Regions from separate parts of the Homo sapiens genome. Here region 2 is linked to region 1. Evidence: read pairs that join two places in POLR2A ChIA-PET (ENCODE). Cell type or tissue: OCI-LY7. All regions are shown on one strand. Each heading gives the region's core, and the rest is flanking DNA. Links, peaks and the distances in the headings are about the cores only.

What was found. Peaks named below come from ENCODE experiments on the same cell type or tissue, not always from the same donor. Only the 100,000 strongest peaks of a DNase experiment are listed, where the experiment ranks them.
Region 2: POLR2A ChIA-PET joins it to region 1 with 5 read pairs; 4 of 35 experiments call an interaction of 5 or more read pairs at or near these places.

What each region holds. Positions count from the first base shown.
Region 1 is chr2:25,481,228-25,484,146 of GRCh38, forward strand. DTNB (dystrobrevin beta) reads right to left here. Exons shown (of 21, transcript NM_021907.5): 10 at 1,569-1,646. Among named protein-coding and RNA genes, the nearest start is that of DTNB-AS1, 62 kb to the left of the region's middle. In OCI-LY7, for the core only: a CTCF peak has its summit at 1,307; DNase peaks (open chromatin) are centred at 1,314, 1,954 and 2,574; H3K4me3 peaks cover 1,785 bases; H3K27ac peaks cover 2,460 bases.
Region 2 is chr2:25,410,094-25,413,012 of GRCh38, forward strand. The region is part of intron 16 of DTNB (dystrobrevin beta); the gene reads right to left. Among named protein-coding and RNA genes, the nearest start is that of DTNB-AS1, 9.5 kb to the right of the region's middle. RefSeq lists an enhancer at 317-436. In OCI-LY7, for the core only: no CTCF peak of the experiment used is centred there; DNase peaks (open chromatin) are centred at 478 and 1,378; H3K4me3 peaks cover 1,141 bases; H3K27ac peaks cover 2,500 bases.

The DNA.
Region 1 (2,919 bases), core at 245-2,744:
TCTCTACTGAAAAAAAAAAATACAAAAATTAGCTAGGTATGGTGGCAGGTGCCTGTAATTCCAGCTAGTCGGGAGGCTGAGGCAGGAGAATCGCTTGAACCTGGGAGGTGGAGGTTGCAGTGAGCTAAGATTGGGCCACTGCACTCCAGCCTGGGTGACAGACAGAGACAGTGTCTCCAAATTTAAAAAAAAAAAAAAAATGAAGACAAGAACATTTCAAGGTAAGCAAAGAGCCAGATTCCAACTCAGAAAGAGTCTGGCTCAAGAGTCCATGCTCTGGTGCCCTGTACCACTCAGCTCTGTCCAGAAGCAGTGGCCTGACTCTCTTGCTGCTGGAAAGTGCCCTAGCAAGGCTAAAGGCAAGTACTCTTACCTGGTCAGGTCCTGAGTCTCCATGCGGGTAATGTGTTATCAGGCCACTCTGATTTATTAAGTCCCTAACTTCTCTCTTCAGGGTAGTCCTACACTTTACTCGTTAGCTTCCTTGTCAGGCTATTGCCCAAACTTGCTTGATGATAAGAATCAGCTGGAATAAAAATGTAGCTTCTCAAGATCCTATCTTCAGAAATTCCAGTTCACTGGGTCTGATGTTGTCCCAGAAATCTGTTTTCAACAAGTGACCCAGGTGATTCTTCTCATCAGTCAGGTTTGATAAACACTGACGTAGGAGTTTTAGCCAATGGGAACAAACATCATTGTCTTAAGCACTATGTATTATATAGTCAAAATTTCTATAGCATTTCTATAGCTGAATTAATCCAAAGCAATCGGTACATATGGCACAAAATGTATTTTTTTCCAGGAAGGACTAGGGGGTGGGCTGGAATGTCTTTGTGGTTTTCTTGTTTCTGAGTGATGACTGTTAGAAAGAATTCTTTAATGGCCATGCCCTTGAGGGAGTTTTTGCATTGCTCTGGGTCATGGAACAGCTTATACCAAATAGAAAGCCATTTTATATAGTTCTTTTAAGTCCTGCCTGAGAGAATTTTTGGAGAAGAGCAAATTAAATAAAGAGGAGAAAGAAGTACACAGTTCTCATTCCTTGAAGGCCCCTAAAGCAAACTCCTTGCATAACCAAAAGAGAGAGACTCAGGCTTTCCAACTTAAATGTTTATAAATCATACACAGAATGATTCAGGAGAAAATTTTATAAGGGATTAATTCAATTTACACAGTCTAATCAAAGAGCAAAAATGATCTTTGACAAAGAATTCAAAGGCAAAACTGTTGAAACTCACGACTACCAAAATATTGTTTAAGGTTAAAAAAACGGATCTGAAACGTGCCTAATCTGCTCTGACACTGCCACCACTGCTTGTCACAAATGAAGTTTCCACCTGAGGCACCACTGAAAGCCAAACTTCAGTTGCTATATTTGTGAGTCGGTGGGGGAAAAAAGGAAAATAAAAAGTAGAAATTAAGACTAAAAGACGGTCAAAGGAAGAGAAAGCAAACCAGTCCTTTCTGCCCTGTGGAACAACCTGCTTTTCAGGCCTCATTTCTGGCAGGGGCATCGCAAATCAGTAGCAGAGGCCAACACCCAAGTCGAAGGCACAAGACATACGTACCTCTTGGTGGGAGTGGGCACTCCAGAGGACATGTGGCTAACCATGGTGTCATTCATATTAGTCAGAGGGCGAGGAGGACTGAAAGAAAAGACATTTACCTTATATTAATAATGACCAACTAGGGGAAACAAGGGAAACGACGATAAGCATGGTAAGAGCAAAGGGACCAATCATCATTCGCGGTAAGCACAGACGGACCCATGGGGAGGGGGGGGACCCATGGGGAAGGGGAGGCCCATGGGGAGGTGGGGACCCATGGAGGGGGGGAACCCTTGGGGAGGGGGGTAGAAATCGATACTTCAAGCCTAAGTAAATTCAGCAAGAGGTTCTCCCTCACAAAGCCACAGGGCCACTGAGCTGTGGGTACCAGAGATGCAACTGATTATAAGCACACTACTGCAGGACGTAACTTTGGTGGCTTTTGCTTTGTAGTTTTAGTACATAAGAATTTAAATTCTGCCCCTTAGTGAATTTCTCTACATTTTACGTACAAGATTACTAGGTGTCTGGCATTCATTGTATATTACAAAGGTCACAACATCGAGGTGCATGCTGTTCCTGAGATTTGGTTAGAGCTCACTGGTTTCCCTCAGACTTAGTTTGTAAACTTTTAACCAGAACAGACTGTTAAATACCACGTTCAAAAATAAAGACTCTGGAACAAACTTTGATTAATTCTCTACTAGAATCTGAACAACAAATCCAAATTTTACACCTATACCCTAATTAGAATGTTGTCTTTGATAACCCCTAATCCAAATTTAAACTTCAAGGTTAGCATTTTTGGTAACTTGTCTTTAGCTGCAGGTTTTCTAGACTCAGGTCCATTTCTCCTTCTTGTGAAAGTCCTGAAGGAATGAATTCAAGCTTCTCAAAAAGGTGCCAGGTATCTTGCCTTCCAGCCATTCTTCAACCCCTCTCCCTCCCTACCAGGTTCAGCTACAAAAGGGTTCTGTCTTGCATCTGGAACCACATGACTATTGCTAAATACTTAAACTGGAAAATTTCTCACTTCCTCTTTTAAACTGGAAGAAGTACAGTCATGTGCCACACAATGATGTTTAGGTCAATGACAAACCACATACATTATAACAGATTATAATACTGTATTTTTACTGTACCTTTTCTATGTTTAGATACATAAATACCCTTGTGTAACAGTTGCCTCCAGTATTTAGTACAGTCCCATGTTGTACAGGTTTGTAGCTTGGAGGCTACATACATAGAGTGTACTTACACATACTTGGATGGTTTTGCCTGCTGCAAACCTAGGCTACACCATATAGCCTAGGCTACACCATACGGCCTAGGCTACACCATATGGCCTAGGTATGAAGCAGGCGAAACCACC
Region 2 (2,919 bases), core at 189-2,688, 71 kb before region 1:
CTGAGATTCAGTCTGTAGTATTCTGGGGGAGGCAGTGTGTCCTAGGAATTCAATATTCTTCCAGTGGAAGAATTTCTCCAGTTGGCTGAGGAGATAATGTTTTTGGAGGCCCTGAAGGATGGTTTTCATATGCTGTGTGCATTCTGGTCAGGAGAGGAAAAGACAGAAATATAGTACAGGAGGGAAATTTAGGAAGTAGGTAAGGAAATCTCTCAGCCTGACATTGATGAGTGATGAAAAATATTGGGGGGTGTGGCACACACCCCAAAGCTACTTTTCTCTTGTATCCTCGGACTCTTGTTAGGTGCTCAGGGAGTTTTGGGGGAGTGAAATACAAACACCCATCCCCCATCCCCACCACGCAAGACAGGACCATCTGGAAATGAACCTTCTGGGTATGCAAGAGTAAGTTCCTGAACATAAAAGAAACCAAAACCATTTTTGTTCATCTATGATGCTTTCCCAGAAGGATCTTGATGAAAAGAGGGGAAATGAGAACAAAAATAACTCGGGGAAGTCTGAATTATATGAGGTATTCAAACTTTATCAGGTCCCCAGAGACACAGGTATGGGGCTTCAGTCACGCCACCCTGCCATGACGAGGCGGGGGGGCAATGGTTTAAAGGCATTTTGTTACTGACTAGCTGCTTCACTCATTAGCTTCATGTTCCTGGAATGTGCGATAAAAAGAACAATGTATAGATAATCAATAGCTTATGTTATTATTTTTTTAAAACGTATCTGGCCTGTGACACAACCCTCAGGAGATCCTGAGAACACATGCCCTGCTTATGTTACTTTAATGTAAGTTCTTGGTAAACAACTTAGGAACTGCCTTTTCTTTTTTTTTTTTTTTTTTAAACCCACTGTAACTGCTGCTAATCAGAATGTATATTCAGGGCAATTTGAATCTTTGCTCCTGGGGGGCCATCCTCAAGCTTTGGGCTCAAATAGACTTATACTTAACCATAAAGAAAAACCATAGCTGGGCGCGGTGGCTCATGGCTGTAACCCCAGCACTTTGGGAGGTCGAGGCAGGCAGATCACCTGAGGTCAGGAGTTTGAGACCAGCCTGGCCAACATGGCAAAACCCCATCTCTACTAAAAATACAAAGATTAGCTGGGCGTGGTGGCGTGCGCCTGTAATCCCAGCTACTTGGTAGGCTGAGGCAGGAGAGTCACTTGAACCCGGGATGCAGAGGTTGCAGTGAGCTGAGATCATGCCATTGTACTCCAGACTAGGCAAGAAGAGTGAAACTCCGTTTCAAAAAAAAAAAAGAAAAGAAAAACCAAACCTATTTTTAGTATTATAGTGATATTTCCTCTTTTTGGAAAAAAAATAACAACAAACTGCCAGGTCCCTACGGTGAGTACAGGTGCCAAGACCGATGAATACACCCTGCCAACTCTTGCAAGGCCATGTGTGGGAGGGAGCCAGCAGTAGCAGACAGTCTATGCACATATCCTGGGACTGCGACCCAGGATAAAGGTTTGTGGGAGAGTCCTACGTATAGCACAGCGATCCTCATTTACCAACAGACATCTGTACCATTTGCCAACTTAGGAGGGCCGCAGTGGTGCCTGAGGCCCGGGATACCACTGGCCCGGCTTGTGTTTCTGCATTTAGGGTATCATGTCAACCATGAAATAACTTTCAGACTATTTGATGGTGGTATTTGTGTACGATTTCTCTTTTTATCCTCCAAAAGGCCAGGCTCACTGTCTTGAACATATATAGTAAAACACCGCTAAATAAATAAATGAATGGCAATCCTTTGCCTTTTGGGAAGTAGACTCAGGCTTCTATTTCGGAAGATTAAGAGCCACGGAGCCCAGAAGATTGCAGAAGCATGTGAATCTGAATCGCTTCCCAGTGAGACTGTATCCAAAGGCTAAGAAGGGAACGTGACCCATGAGGCATGCTAACATCAAGGGGTTCACCAACAATCTCTTTAATGGCCAAAGAGGAGGTTTCTTTTTCTTGTTGCATAGGTTTGTTTTTCTGAAAGTACTTTCTCTTAAACTTACAAAGTTAGTATTCATGAGGTTTATGTGAGCCCTTGTGGGTCGACCATTGCTAACTAAACATTAAGTGCCCTTCCTTTGAGGTATATTTGGTAGAGCTGTGATCAGAAAGGGGGGCTTCCTGGAGCCAGGCCAAACCATGCTCTCTTTGGTATAGCTGTAGGTGGGTATTTGTCTGGGTCTTGGAAATCAGATAGGGCATGATGGCAAGATCCCACGTGATAGCCAAACTCACTGAAGTAAAAGGAAAGGTCCCAAGTGTGGCAAAGTTCTCTTGGCCAATTCCCCAAGATTCCACTAATCACATTATTTTCAGAGTGCCAGGTATATTATCCTTTGGCCCACTGCCCCACTACCTAAGCTGGGCCAAGGCCACCCTGAAGGAGCTTCCTATCCTTACATAACTTTTACTGTCTAAAGTTACAGTCTTTAAGCCTGATGATCATTATATAAAATGTTCTATTAAACATATATAAAGTCTTTTTAAGTCTTTAAGCCAGATGATCATTATTAGATAATTAACTTCTAATAGGAGAGATCAGATAAATGTTGGAGGAAACAAATCCTTCATGAATAAACAGAACCCCTTTCCTTGGATAGCTCAGTGAATGTGGTATTAGAGATCCAGCAGTGAAATTTTATGGTGCACTGAGTCACTGGGAAAAATGGAACCCTAAAATGTTCCTAGATGAACTTGTACATCTGAACTGTTTCCAGACTAGGATTGGGATATTGTTTGATTGAGGCCAGAGAGGCCCATAGCTCAAATGCACCAATGGTCATAAACACCATTGCCAGTAGGGACTTCATCAGTCTCTGGTGACCCTAGTGTCCCTCTGTAACATGCTGATGAATCCTACAACCGTATTTCTGACTGTAAGCACTGGGCTTTTA